2 separate regions of the Homo sapiens genome follow, and region 2 is linked to region 1. Evidence: read pairs that join two places in POLR2A ChIA-PET (ENCODE). Cell type or tissue: MCF 10A. All regions are shown on one strand. Each heading gives the region's core, and the rest is flanking DNA. Links, peaks and the distances in the headings are about the cores only.

Evidence for each region. ChIA-PET counts read pairs that join two places held together with the same protein. Peaks named below come from ENCODE experiments on the same cell type or tissue, not always from the same donor. Only the 100,000 strongest peaks of a DNase experiment are listed, where the experiment ranks them.
Region 2: POLR2A ChIA-PET joins it to region 1 with 5 read pairs; 2 of 35 experiments call an interaction of 5 or more read pairs at or near these places.

Annotation. Positions count from the first base shown.
Region 1 is chr22:35,896,831-35,904,359 of GRCh38, forward strand. The region is part of intron 2 of RBFOX2 (RNA binding fox-1 homolog 2); the gene reads right to left. It also overlaps the pseudogene NDUFA9P1. Among named protein-coding and RNA genes, the nearest start is that of RBFOX2, 130 kb to the right of the region's middle. In MCF 10A, for the core only: no CTCF peak of the experiment used is centred there; a DNase peak (open chromatin) is centred at 4,031.
Region 2 is chr22:36,045,534-36,053,062 of GRCh38, forward strand. No RefSeq gene overlaps it. Among named protein-coding and RNA genes, the nearest start is that of RBFOX2, 20 kb to the left of the region's middle. RefSeq lists an enhancer at 6,493-7,529. In MCF 10A, for the core only: no CTCF peak of the experiment used is centred there; no DNase peak of the experiment used is centred there.

The DNA.
Region 1 (7,529 bases), core at 1,753-6,752:
GGAGAAAGAACTTCCAAGCCTGAAACTGAGATAGCCTGTTTTCTAAATAAAAGAAAAAAAGAAAAATAAATCTTGACTTTCCATAAAGTGTTACTTAGACTCTTTTACATGTCCATAATCAGTTTTTATACACAACTTTCCTCTCTAGTTACATGGCTCATGCCCTAAATCTTAAGTCACCAACACTCCCCATACCATACTGTAAATAACTATATTAAAATTACACTGATAAGAGATTCATTTTTTCAAATTCTTTGAAGAGTCTTTTATTACTCGACACTCATTCTTTTTTTTTCTTTTTAACCTCAAATGTTTTAATGGTGGGATCTTATTCACTGTGTACAGGATTCTCTAAAGAGACCACCTGGCTGGGTGCTCAAACCACACGGGCTGACCCAAAAGACACCAAAACCAAGAGTTGCTCGGGAGGCACTAAATGTTGACGGTCTTGGCCAGCTTCACATCCTCAATTTCAGCAGACAGCCAGCAGTAAGTGTGATGAAGCCGCAGCACCTCAATGGCCTTGAGTTCCAGTGGTGTTGCCTGAATACCAAGGTCTTCTAAGCTGGGCAGGTGAGACAAGGTCATGTCTGTGATGTGAATACGCTCCACTTTATCCCTTGTTGTCCAGGACTCAAATGGGCTTATTTCAAAGTCTCTTGCTACCCACTGATAGGCAAAAGGTGGCAAGGGGTACGGGAGGAAGTACCCCTTTGCTGTGAGCCACAGCAAAGATGTACTTCACCAGGTCAAAGAGGAGATATCGATTTGGCCCAACGAAAGCAAAGGTTTTCCCATTGGCATCAGGATCCTTAACTGCATTAACAATTCCTTTGGATACATCTACGACGTATACTGGTTGTTTAACTGCCTTCCAGCCCAAGGAAACAAGGGGTATAGCACCAAACCAACACATATTTGCAAAATAATTAAGGAATCTATCCTCTCTTCCAAAGATGTCCAACAGCTTTACGATAATGGCTTCTGGAAATGTGTCTCTCACTGCTTTCTCTCCAACAGCCTTCTTTCTCAAATATCTAGAAGAGCTTTTAATATTCACATTCAGATGTGCAACATGAATGAATTTTCCAACTTCAGCTTCCTTGGACACCTGAGCAATTGCTTGGGGAATCTTCACAAAAACATCCTCAAAATCAAAGTTTTTGGTTTCCCAGTCTCGTCCAACAAGATTTATGACCACATTGCTGTGTTCCACTACTCGTCAGATAGAATCTTTATCTCTCGCGTCCCATTCCAGAAACAGAAGCTAGCCCAGGTCTCCCATGGGACGAAGGTGCATGATGTCACATGTATCACACCGATAGGGTATGATCACCTGTGACCCCACGCGTCCAAGGTGGTTGACAACACATCGGCCCAGGAATCCTGTTGCTCCAAACCCAGTGGCCACAATCCCACTGACTTGAGGAACATTCACCTTTCCCATGAGGTATGAGGGCATGATGAAGCTGGCAATGGAGTGGGCTGTGACACACGGATGTGGCTATTGCAGTAATGGCAGAATGTGACATTGGCAGGGCCCAGACAACCCGGGATTGTGCAGCGGCCGCCATCTTCTCCCACAATCCTTTTTTTTTTTTTTTTTTTTTTCTGAGACAGGGTCTCACTCTGTAGCCCAGGCTGCAGTGCAGTGGCGTGATCTCGACTCATCGCAACCTCTGCCTCCCAGGCTCAAGCGATCCTCTCACCTCAGCCTCCAGAGTAGCTGGGACCACAGGCACACGCCACCACGCCTGGCTAATTTTTTTGTATTTTTGGTAGAAACGGGGTTTCACTATGTTGCCCAGGTTGGTCTTGAACTCCTGACCTCAAGCGATCCACCTGCCTGGGCCTCCCAAAGTGTGGGATTACAAGCATGAGCCACCATGACCACTGGCAGTCATTCATTCTTAACCAAGTATCAATAAAATAAATACAATGAAATTCTGGATCTTCATACTGTAATTTTATAGTGTTATCTTTTAATCAAGTTTAGGATAGGATAAAGATAAAAGGTTGGGCGTGGTGGCTCATGCCTGTCATCCCAGCACTTTGGGAGGCCGAGGCGGGCAGATCACCTGAGGTCAAGACCAGCCTGACCAACATGAGAAACCTTGTCTCTACTAAAAATACAAAAATTAGCTGGGCATGGTGGCGCATGCCTGTAATCCCAGCTACTCAGGAGGCTGAGGCAGGAGAATTGCTTGAACCCAGGAGGCAGAGGTTGCGGTGAGCCGAGGTCTAGCCATTGCACTCCAGCCTGAGCAACAAGAGCAAAATTCTGTCTCAAAAATAACATAACATAACATAACATAACATAACATAACATAACATAACATAACATAACAAACATAAAAAATAAAATAAAATAAAATATAAAAGACATACCCTGCAGCAAAGCAGGAGAAAAATACCAAGAAAAGAAACCCTCAAAATAAAGAAAAGTTTAAATATGTCACAAAAACTCTGCAAACTACCTCTGAAACTCCCATGGGTGGAACCACCATAAACTTCTTTGGAACCACAGGAAGGGCTTGTAAATTCCTATTATAAATGCATCTATTTCTTTTCTGATCATAATCTTTAAAATTAGGTGGTCAGTCTGGTCAGAAATAAAACTCTTCTGTATGTTACCTTTATGAAAACATACAAAAACCAAAAACCCACAGGGAAGCTAAGTTATCTTTTTTATTCATGCTCCTGCATGTTCACATTTTTCTACCTTTAAAACAAAACAAAAAAAAAAAAAGAAAGAAAGAAAAAAGGGGGAACAAAGTGGTAGGAGAAGAAAAAAATTTATTTCCAATTATCAAAGTCAAATAAGGAAAGCTATGCTTTATAGCTATATACAATTCACATTAAGAGACAAAAAGGTGTAAAAACTCCACACTATAAAGAGACTCTAAAAAGAATCACAGTCTTATACACAGAGATTAAGATGCACACATACTTCATTCTATCAGGAGAGCATGTTATCAGACTTTGTGACTGATAGCTTATCACCCTATCTGTTAGTTCAGAGGAGAGAATGTGTCCATTTGAGCACTAAAGAAAGTCTTCTGAGGAGGGCCCACAGAAGAAGTTTCTGGCATGCTTGCTTCTGAGAAAGAAAAATCAGATAATCTGGGACAGCAATATGGGTATTGCCAATAATTCTAACCTTGCTTCCTGAATTCCTACATCTCAAAAATGCTGGATTTTGCAATGTGAGTCTGGTGGGCAGAAAGGGTCTGGAGCCACATTTTAGATGCTCTGCCTCTGACTCCAATAATTCAAGAGGCTACTTGTTTTGTTTGTTTTTGAGATGGAGTCTCACTCTGTGGCCCAGGTTGGAGTGCAGTGGCATGATCTCGGCTCACTGCAACCTCCGCCTCCCGGGTTCAAGTGATTCTCCTGTCTCAACCTCCCAAGTGGCTGGGATTACAGGCGCCTGCCACCACACCCAGCTATTTTTGTATTTTTAGTAGAGACAAGGTTTCACCATGTTGGCCAGGCTGGCAGGCTACTTGTTTTATACGAGTTTCTCTGTGGTTGTAAGAGGATAGCGGGGGGAAGTAGGTATACCGGGGGAGCCAGCACAATTTCTCAAAAATGTACCTGAGAAATCAGGCACTAAAAATTCTTCAGAAGAAATCTGAGGCAACCCTCTATACATAGTTTATATTCCTATCACTTCCTGGACTGGTAGAGACAATACAGACTCACCAAAACAACACTGAGGTAGAGAAATGAGATGTATGAGTATTGTCTATGAAGCTGACTTAAAAAAAAAAAAAAAAGTCGAAAGAATGAGGCTCTTTTTCCCTCACTTCCTCTCAGCTTAAAATAGCAGGGATTCCCACAGGGCAATCTCTAACAGAATTCTGCTACTCAAATGTGACACATGGACCAGCAACAGCAGAATGAGCATCAACTGGAAACTCCTTAGATTTGAAGAATCTCAGGCCCCACCCTAGACTTACAAAATCAAAATCATATGATAACAAAAGCCCCAGGTAACTCTCAGGCACACCGAAATCTGAGAAGCTGGTCTAGACAGAGGCACTGGCCACATGCAGCAGTAGCGACTCATGGGAGAAGGCGTAGATATGGCTGCCACTTTCCAGTTAGGGGATGTAAACCACCCTGGAAGACAAAACAGTGAACATTCCTCTCCCACTTGCTGGTTTCAATGTAACACCACCAACCGCTACTATTTACTCAGAGCATATTATGTGCCACAACTTTGCATGCATTATCTCATTGCATCTTCACAATATCTCTGTAAGACAGGCCCTGTTATCTTTTTCACAGATCAAAGGAAATTGAGGCCCAAAGTGGTTACATAATATACTCATGGTCTCACAGCTAGTGAATAAAGAGCCAAAAGTTCAACGTTCGTTTTTAAGACTCCAAGATCATTTCCACTAAATCATACCTATTCACTGACAAAACTGAATCAAGACTGGAAAAAAAATCACTGAAAAACTTACCCTGGATATAAATAACCCTGCACTCTACCTCTGCCCATTACCAAGACTTTAAATAACAAATGAAGCCAGGTGTGGTGATGTGAGCCTGTAATCCTAGCTTCTCAGGAGGCTGAGGCAGGAGGGTTTGCTTGAGCTCAGGAGTTTGAGACCAGCCTGGGCAACATAGTAAAACTCTCATCTCAAGAAAAAAGTAAAAAACAACAACAAACGACAGAGATAGGGTTTGGGAGTTGGTGTACACATACTGTACTTGTGCACTGGCCAAAACACTGCTACTACTGATGTCATTCAGAGAATAGACCCAGAAACTTCTGTGAATGGTGGTTACCTTCTATGATGTCTAAACTAAGCTCTAGATGTATATATACATGGAGAAAGCGGTCCATCTCAAAGCTAGCCTCTTGGGAAAGGCAATTAAGTGATTTGTTAGAGCTCTTACTCCCAGTTATTAGGAAACCCAGAGCTACCACCCCTAAAACAGAAGACTGCATTATCTTGGCTGGGCGCGGTGACTCACACCTATAATCCCAGCAATTTGGGAGGCTGAGGCAGGCGGATCACTTGAGTTCAGGAGTTCAAGACCAGCCTGGCCAACATGGTGAAACCCCATCTCTGCTGAAAATACAAAAATTAGCCAGGTGTGGTGGTGCATCTGTAGTCTCAGCTACTCAGGAGGCTGAGGCAGGAGAATCGCTTGAACCCTAGAGGCAGAGGTTGCAGTCAGCTGAGAATGCACCACTGCACTCCAGCCTGGGCGACAGAGTGAGACTCTGTCTCAAAAAAAAAAGAGAAGAAAAGCTGCATCATCTTAAAAGACCCATCTTTCCTTATTACGTTTCAATTATACTCTCAAAGAACTTCCCTTACTTCTAACTAGCTTTCTCTGGTATCCCCTCCCTACAATTTTTGACGTCATGAAGTCCTCCCATCCCAACCACTTTTCCATTATCTACCCACTCCGGTTCTGCACCCTCTTTGTCCAATTTTGATGCCGTGTTCCATAATTACAATCTCTCCCTTGCAAATACCCTCAATCATTTGTCCTCTCCATCACTGCCACCTGACACAACTCCAATCCTGGTTAAATCCAATTGTCTGCCTTTTCTAGTGCCTATGCCCAATCAGCTGAATGTTGCTGAAGAAAAATCACATAACCAAGCTGACTGACTTCACTATATATTCATGATCACAAACCTCAAATGGACACTCAACGATGCCAAGCAATCCACCAAAGCTGCCCTTGAAAGCTTTCCTACTCCCCAAAATGACTATTTCTTGCTTCTCCTCAAACCTCCCTCATTCACTCTTCACTACCTACTCTCAGCTAATTTTCTTATTTTACTTTTTGTCTGTTTGTTTTGAGACAGGATCTCACTCTGTCGCCCAGGCTGGAGTGCAGTGGTGCGATCATGGCTCACTGCAGCCTTGACCTCCCGGGCTCAAACTATTCTCCCACCTCAGCCTCCCAAGTGGCTGGAACTACATGCACATGCCACCACGCCCAGCTAATTAAAAAAAAAAAAAAAAAATTTAGAGAAGGGGCGGGTCTCACTATGTTGCCCAGACTAGTCTTGAATTCCTGGGTTCAAGCAATCTTCCTGCCCCAGCCTCCCAAAATGCAGGGATTACAGCCATGAGCCACTACACACAACCTCTTAGCTAATTTTCTATGTCATTTTAAATGAGAAGCATTCAGACAGTATCTTCTTACCACTAAATCTAATGTTCTATAATAAGTAAATGATTAAATGAACCCTAATTTTTTTAAAGTTCTCCTTTGACCCCTCATCTCCCTCCAGCTACCTGCTATTTCCCTGCTCACCACTTCAGGGTAAATTATCTTGAAAAAGTTGTTGTCTATATCTGTCTCAATTTCTTCACTTCTCATTTTCTTCAATCTACTCAAAACAAAGTTTCCAAGCCCTCCACTCCATTAAATCAACTTATCAAGGTCTACTACTTCCACATTTATCTGACCTCTTAGCAGGATTCAACAAAGCTGACAATCTTCTTAAAACATTCTCTTCTTCTGGCTTCTGAGATACTACAATGCCATTTTTTTTGTTTTTTCATGCATCACTGGTTACTGTTTCAGTATCTTTTTATGGCTTCTCCCTCGACAGACCTCTAAAAGGCAAGTGTTCCTTGGGGTTCAATCCTGAGTCATCTTCTCTAAGTTGTCTCATCCATTCCCATCACTTCAAATACCATCAACATGTTAATAACTACCAAGTTACACCCCTAGCAGAGACCTCTCCCCATGCTCCAATATGACTACTTAGCTGTCACACAAGCATGTCAAACTCAACATGCCCAAAATTGGGTCCTTAATTCTCCACCATCACCACCCTTGAAGTCCCCTGGTACTACCTGACAATTATGAAAGCCAGAAACCCTTCCTTCACCCCTCATCCCTCACATCCAACCTACAGCAACTTCTGTGTGTGTGACTTCACTTGACCTCCACTGCCTTAAACCACCTTAACCCAAGCCACCATCATCTCTTTCCTGAATATCACACTAGTTTCCCCATTTCCATTGTTGCTCCCTTCCAAAACACCATCACACAGCAGCCAGAGAAACTCTGTAAAACAAACACCAGATCTTATCACTCTCCTACTTCCACGGCATCACATTACATTTTTCTTTCCAAACTCCTTATGATGGTCTTTAAGGTCCTATATGACCTGCTATGTGCCCACTTCTCCAACCTCACTTCATACCATATCTCCTCTCAATCACTATTCTAAAGACACTGATTTTGTGTCAATTCCTCTCCCCCATACCCCTTAATTCCCTCTTTCTGAAATCCCTCCTCGTTCCACCTTCATTCTTTGCAAGCCAGGCTCCTTCTTATCTTTTAGAACTCAGCTTAAATATCACTTCCTCAAATAAAACTCTCCAGACTCCTCTATCTAGTTGGAGGTCTTTCCCCACAAGCCCGTACTCTCTGTTACTGTGCCCTGTTTATGTTCTTCCTAGCAGTTACCAAAATCTTTAATTATTTATGCTTTTTTTGGTTACAGATTTCTCCATTAGAAAGTAATGTTTTGTGTA
Region 2 (7,529 bases), core at 1,312-6,311, 150 kb after region 1:
ATTTTTTAATGGGGTTGTTTTTTTCTTGTAAATTTGTTTAAGTACTTTATAGATGCTGCATACCAGACCTTTGTCAGATGGATAGATTGCAAAAATTTTCTCTCAATCTGTAGGTTGTATGTTGACTCTGTTGAGCAATTCTTCTTTTTTTTTTTTTTTGAGACGGAGTCTCGCTCTGTCGCCCAGGCCGGACTGCGGACTGCAGTGGCACAATCTCGGCTCACTGCAAGCTCCGCTTCCCGGGTTCACGCCATTCTCCTGCCTCAGCCTCCCCAGTAGCTGGGACTACAGGCGCCCGCCACCGCGCCCGGCTAATTTTTTGTATTTTTAGTAGAGACGGGGTTTCACCTTGTTAGCCAGGATGGTCTCGATCTCCTGACCTCATGATCCACCCGCCTCGGCCTCCCAAAGTGCTGGGATTACAGGCGTGAGCCACCGCGCCCGGCCGAGCAATTCTTCTTCTGCCTACTCAGCCTTACAGCACAAAACAGACAATGTGAGTGCCAGTTACTCTTAAACAATAACATTGATATCTCTGGCCACTGAACCTCTGACACCCAGTGCTGGCTCCCCACATGCTTATGGAGAGGCTTCTGGCTTCTTGTCAACATCTTGACTTTGTGGCCATTACAGCTGGGGTCAGCCAGTCTCCACCTTGGATGTCTCAGGAGCCCTTTCTTTCCAGCCTGTAATTTAGAATTTCTCAACTGTCCCTTCGTATCCATCAGCATGCTTCATGCATAGTTCATTCACATTCAACAAATGCTGAGTGGATCCTGATTGGCAGAAATGTTCCAGGGACTGGGAATGTGACCCATGAAGATGACAGACCAGAACCCTAGTCTCCTAAAATGTATATTCTGGTGAGGAGAGAGAAAAAATGAGCAACAAAAATGTTAGATGAGCCAGGCGTGATGGTTCATGCCTGGAATCTCAGCACTTTGGAAGGCTGAAGCAGAGGATTCGCTTACCCAGGAATTCGAGACCAGCCTGGGCAACATAGTGAAACCCCATCTCTACAAAAAATACAAAATAGCCAAGCATGGTGGTGTGTGCCTGTAGTCGCAGCCACTCAGGAGGCTAAGGAGGGAGGATTGCTTGAGCCCAGGAAGGTCGAGGCTGCACTGAGCCATGTTCGCACCACTGCACTCCAGCCTGGGTGACAAAGCGAGACCCTGTCTCAAAAAATAAAAACAAAAATAAAAATAAAATAATTGGCTGGGCGCGATGGTTCACATCTGTAATCTCAGAACTTTGGGAGGCCAAGGTGGGCAGATCATTTGAGGTCAGAAGTTCAAGACCAGTCTAGCCAACATGGTGAAACCCCATTTCTAATAAAAATACAAAAATTAGCTGGGTGTGGTGGCCCACACCTATAATCCCAGCTACTCAGTCCCGAAGCAGGAGAATCACTTGAATCCGGGAGATGGAGGTTGCAGTGAGTCAGGATTGCACCACTGTACTCCAGCCTGGGTGACAGAGTGAGACTCCGTCTCAAAAAAAAAAAAAAAAAAAATAGACCAGGCGCGGTGGCTCACACCTGTAATCTCAGCACTTTGGGAGGCCGAGGCAGGGAGCCTCCTTCGAATCACCTGAGGTCGGGAATTCGAAACCAGCCTGACCAACATGGAGAGACCCCATCTCTACTAAAAATACAAAATTAACCGGGCATGGTGGCACATGCCTGTAATCCCAGCTACTCGGGAGGTTGAGGCAGGAGAATCACTTGAACCTGGGAGGCGGAGGTTACAGTGAGCCGAGATCACGCCATTGCACTCCAGCCTGGGCAACAAGAGTGAAACTCTGTCTCAAATAAATAAATAAATAATAAAATAAAATAATAATTTTTTAAAAAGACCCTACTTTGGCACTGTAGCATGCCTTACAGGCATTGCACTGGAATTCTACATTCTATTTTTGCTCTCTGCCTCCCTCCCAGACTGGGGGCTCTGTGGAGGCTGGAATCTCTCTCCCTCATTCTCTCCATCCCCATCCCACCACCCCCACTTTAGGAATGGAATGTTTGGAACACACAGTAAGTGTGTCAAGAAACACAGAGTGAAGGACTCCTTCAAGGCCCATGTGATACATCACCTTACTCTGTGAAATCTTTCCTGATGCCCGCTATCCCCACCCTCCTCATGCCTCCTTAGCACTTTGCAACAGTTCCAGTGAAGCACTGAACACATCCGTACTTTTTTTTTTTTTTTGAGACGGAGTCTTGCTCTGTCGCCTAAGCTGGAGTGCAATGGTGCAATCTTGGCCCACTGCAACCTCCACCTCCTGGGTTCAAGCGATTCTCCCTGCCTCAGCCTCTAGAGTAGCTGGGATTACAGGAACCTGCCACCATGTCCAGCTAATATTTGTATTTTCAGTAGACAGGGGGTTTCACCATGTTGATGTTGGCTAGGCTGGTCTTGAACTTCTGACCTCAGGTGATATGCCCTCCTTGGCCTCCCAAAGTGCTGGGATTACAGGCATGAGCCACCGCACCAGCCACATCCTTACTTATTAACATGTCTAGCCTCCCTTCCAAGTGAACATCAAGGGCGGCAAACTCAGATACCTACAAGGGCCAGGCAGGGTAAGTGCCTGATTGTGGCAAGTGGAGGCAACTAGGGGCAGTAGCAAACCAATTTTCATGTAATGCTGGAAATTTGAATTTTTATGAGAAATCTCCAGATATTTCAATGTTGGCAATTAATTATTTTGAAAAACTAAATGAGTACTCGCTTGTAGAGATCTCTTTGTTGTTCTTGTTGTTTGTTGTTGTTGTTGTTTTGAGACGGAGTCTTGCTCCGTCGCCCAGGCTGGAATGCATGGCACGATCTCTGCTCACTGCAAGCTCCACCTCCTGGGTTCACGACGTTCTCCTGCCTCAGCCTCCCTAGTAGCTGGGAGTACGGGTGCCTGCCACCACACCCGGCTAATTTTTTTTGTATTTTTAGTAGAGACAGGGTTTCACCGTGTTAGCCAGGATGGTCTCGATCTCCTGACCTCGTGATCCGCCCGCCTCGGCCTCCCAAAGTGCTGGGATTACAGGCGTGAGCCACCATGCCCGGGCCTGAGATCTCTTTTTAGTCAAAATGATATTCTCAGGATCTTACACAGCAAAGAACAAATGATGATTGCTCAAGAATATTGGTTGAAGGTGGGGCACGGTGGCTCACGCCTGTAATCCCAGCCCTTTGGGAGGCCAAGGGAGGTGGATCACCTGAGGTCAGGAGTTCGAGACCAGCACGGTCAACATGGGGAAACCCTGTCTCTACTAAAAATACAAAAATTAGCCAGGACTGGTGGCATGTGCCTATAATCCCAGCTACTTGGGAGGCTGAGGCAGGAGAATCGCTTGAACACAGGAGGCGGAGGTTTCACTGAGCTGAGATCATACCACTGCACTCCAGCCTGGGCAACAGAGGGAGACTCCGTCTAAAAAATAATAATAATAAAAAGATATTTGTTGAATGAATGAATAAACCAAACAAATGGGAATGAATCAGATCAGCTCTTCTCGCTGGAGTCCGTCTATGACTTCATCATTTGGCTTAGCCAAGATTGGATTCCAGATGAAATGGAAGGTGGGCTTAGTTTTCTTTTTTACATCAGGTGATGAGTTTTTTTACTTTTTTTTTTTTTTTTTTTTTTTATTGCCTCACTACCTGGAATGTCTCCGGTGGCCCTGGGGCTTTCTGGGAAGGAGATCAAATGTCTCTGAAACAGGCTCATTTCCACAGGTGGCTCAGCTGGGTTCATACACTAATCAGATGGAAGACTCATGACTAAGCGCTTAGACTCCAGATAAGTTGCACAGACATTAATAGAACTGTAGAATGGTAACAGTGGAAACACTCTCAGCTGTCACTTGTGGACTAGACTCTACTTGTGCGACCCCAATTAGCAGAGGAGGAAACTGATTGGGAAAGTGACCTACCCAAGGACACATTCTGGGGAGGTCATCTCTCTTCCATCCACTGCTTTCTTTGGCTCTGCTCAGATGGGAGCCATACGTGTTCATCTTTCACCATTTCCAAGACAGCGACTAGTCTTGAAAGGAATGCCCGAGTACGTTATCAGCCTCCAGACTGGTTGACAGCGTGGGCTGGCTATAGACTCTTCTTGGACTAACACCAGGACTGCTACCCTGAAAGGGCTTCTCTAGAAACAGAGAATTGGGTTGAATACAAATATTCTACTACCAGAATCCCAGTGAGGAAATCTGAGGCATGTGAGTCAAGAGGAGGGATTGACTCTGTCCTATTTTTGTATCGCCAATAGCACCTAGCAAAAGGCTTTCAGTGTAACAGACACTAAGTATGTGTGTGTTGAGCAGTGCCCACTATGTGCTGGGTATTGTCCTAAACAATGTTTCTCAGTGTTATCTGGGTGTCCCTGGGGATCCCTAAGACCCTTTCAGGGGATCCTCAAGGTAAAAAGAAAAAAAGCCGATTGTTATTTACCTTTTTCACTCTAATTCTCTCCTGAGTGCACAATGAAGCTTTCCAGAGGTGACATGATGTTCAGCAGCTTATAGAACGTGTGCCTGGCCAGGTGCGGGGGCTCACACCTGTAATTCCAGCACTTTGGGAGGCCAAGGCAGGCAGATCACCTGAGGTCAGGAGTTCGAGACCAGCATGGCCAACATGGTGAAACCCCGTCTCTACTAAAATTACAAAAATTAGCCAGGCATGGTGGCGTGGGCCTGTAGTCCCAGCTACTCCAGAGGCTGAGGCAGGGGAATTGTTTGAACCCAGCGGGCAGAGGTTGCAGTAAGCTCAGATCGCCCCAGTGCACTCCAACCTGGGCAACAGAGTGAGATGCTGGCTCAAAAAAAAAAAAAAAAAAAAAAAAAAAAAGAACGTGTGCTTGTCATTCTGTTTTTTGAAATTTTCTCTGTTTTAATTTCAAATATGGTAAATATCAACAGATATAACCCATTATAACAAGTTATTTGAAGTCTTCAATAATATTTAACATCAAAATTTTTGAACCAAAAATGTTGAGATCCACTATTCTAGAGGATAGAAGAAGCTAATAAGAACTATTAAAAAAAAAATAGAGCAGAGTAAGAGGAATTGAAAGGGCCTGGGATGGGTGTGAGTGATGGGGGACGGGTAGCTACCAGCATTAAACAGAGTGATAGGAGAAATAAACCTATAAATCAAATATCTGGCTGGGCATGGTGGCTCACACCTGTAATCCCAGTACTTTGGGAGGCCGTGGCAGGCGGATCACCTGAGGTCAGGAATTCAAGACCAGCCTGGCCAACATGGTGAAACCCTGTCTCTACTAAAAATTCAAAAATTAGCTGGGCGTGGTGGTGGGTGCCTGTAATCCCAGCTACTCAGGAGGCTGAGGCAGGAGAATTGCTTGAACCCAGGAGGCAGAGGTTGCAGTGAGCCAAGATAGTGCCATTGCACTCCAGCCTGGACAACAAGAGTGAAACTCATTCTCAAAAAAAAAAAAAAAAAAAAAAAAAATCTGATCTCTGAGTTGTCACTTAAAATCCCCTAATTTTTCCTAGATTTAAAGGTTTTTATTGTGAATTGAATCATAAATATATAAGAATTGATAGGCCAGGAAGTCAAGACCAGCCTGGGCAACAAAGCAAGACCCCATCTCTATAAATTAAAGCATAAAAATAAATAAATAAGAAATAAAAGGGGTGCAGTGGCTCATGCCTGTAATCCCAGTATTTGGGGGAGGGTGAGGCAGGAGGACTGCTTGAGATCAGGAGTTCAAGAACAGCTTGGACAACATAAGGAAACCCTGTCTCTCTCTCTCTCTCTTTTTTTTTTTTTGTTTGAGACAGAGTCTCGCTCTGTCACCCAGGCTGGAGTGCAGTGGCACAGTCTCCCTTCATTGTAACCTCTGCCTCCAGGGCTCAAGCGATTCTCCTGCCTCAGCCTCCCAAAGACCCTATCTCCATACAAAAATTAAAAAAAAATTAAAATAAAAATATTTCTAGCACTTAAAAATTCTACCATAGGCCCTCCAAGATAACATCACTTTCTAGTCCTACAAGGGTAACCTCTATTCAGATTTTAAAAATTAGTTCATTGGCTGGGGTGCGGTGGCTCATGCCTGTAGTCCCAGCACTTTTTGAGGCCAAGGCAGGCAGATCACCTGAGGTCAGGAGTAGAAGACCAGCCTGGCCAACATTGTGAAACCTCGTCTCTATTAAACATACAAAAATTAGTGGGCATGATGGTGGGTGCCTATAATCCCAGCTACTCGGGAGGCTGAGGCACGAGAATCGTGTAAATCCGGGAGGCGGAGATTGCAGTGAGCCGAGATCGTGCCGTTGCACTCCAGCCTGGGCAACAAGAGCGAAACTCCGTTTCAAACAAACAAACAAACAAACAAAAAATACAAAAATTATCCAGGTGTGGTGGTGGGTGCCTGTAGTCCCAGCTACTTGGGAGGCTGAGGCAGGAGAGTTGCATGAACCTGTGAGGCAGAGGTTGCAGTGAGCCAAGATCATGCCACTGCACTCCAGCCTGGGTGACAGAGCAAGACTGTCTCAAAAAAAAAAAGAAAAAATTTATTTATATTTTTGTAGAGAAAGGGTCTCACTATATTGCCCAGGCTGGTCTTGAACTCCTGGCCTCAAGTGATCCTCCAGTCTCAGCCTCCCAGAGTGCTGGGATTACAGGTGTGAGTCACTGAACCAGGGCTCTATTCTGATTTTTTAGTTAAACATTCCCTTGCACTCCTGTGCAGTTTTACTATCTATGTGTATCCATATCTTGTTTGGTTTTGGAAAACGAAGAAGCAAGCTCAAAACATGGTAAGTAAAAGGCAATATTGCTACTACTAGGTAAGGTTTCCTAGGAGAAAATGGGCCGAAAGTGTGGATCCACGGTCTGGCTCCAGCTGTCTGCAAGAGGGGCTTCCAGGGAAGTCCGTGGATATGGGGGCCTCTGAAAGAGCTGTAGGGTGAGCTGTGAACTGCAGTCTGGCAGAAAAACATTCAAGGAGAGGAGCCTGCTCCATTTTTTGGTTTGTTTGTTTGTTTCGCTTCTCCGCTCATTGGTCTATCTTCAGGTCTCTGGAGCGGGCCAAAGCTGAACACTAACACCAAGCTGAAACGCCTGCAGGGAGAATAGAAACTCTTCTAGCACCTGGTCAAGGCAAGTCAGCCCTAGACAACAGTTAAAACTCCACGTCTCTCAGCATTTTCTTCCTTGAACTCAAGCTAGGATCTTGGTGGTAACACCCAAACATGTCTGCCTATCTGCTGAGTCACAGGACTTCCTGGGGACTGGTTGGACTGGTTGCCCTCCCTCCACACTGTCTGGGGTATGACTGTCACTCTCTCATGTAGTAGACCTCTGGCTTACTGAACCCACATCTTCTCATTCCCTAATCTGTACTCTTTGTTTCAATGGAGCTTCTCCTCCTGTAGCTTGCCAAGAAAGCCTGCGTGGGAAAGTATTTTGAGATCTTAGATGTTTGGAAATTTTTATGTCTAAACATTTCAAATATTCATACCTGGTTAATACCTGCACTGATAATAGAATTTTACATTA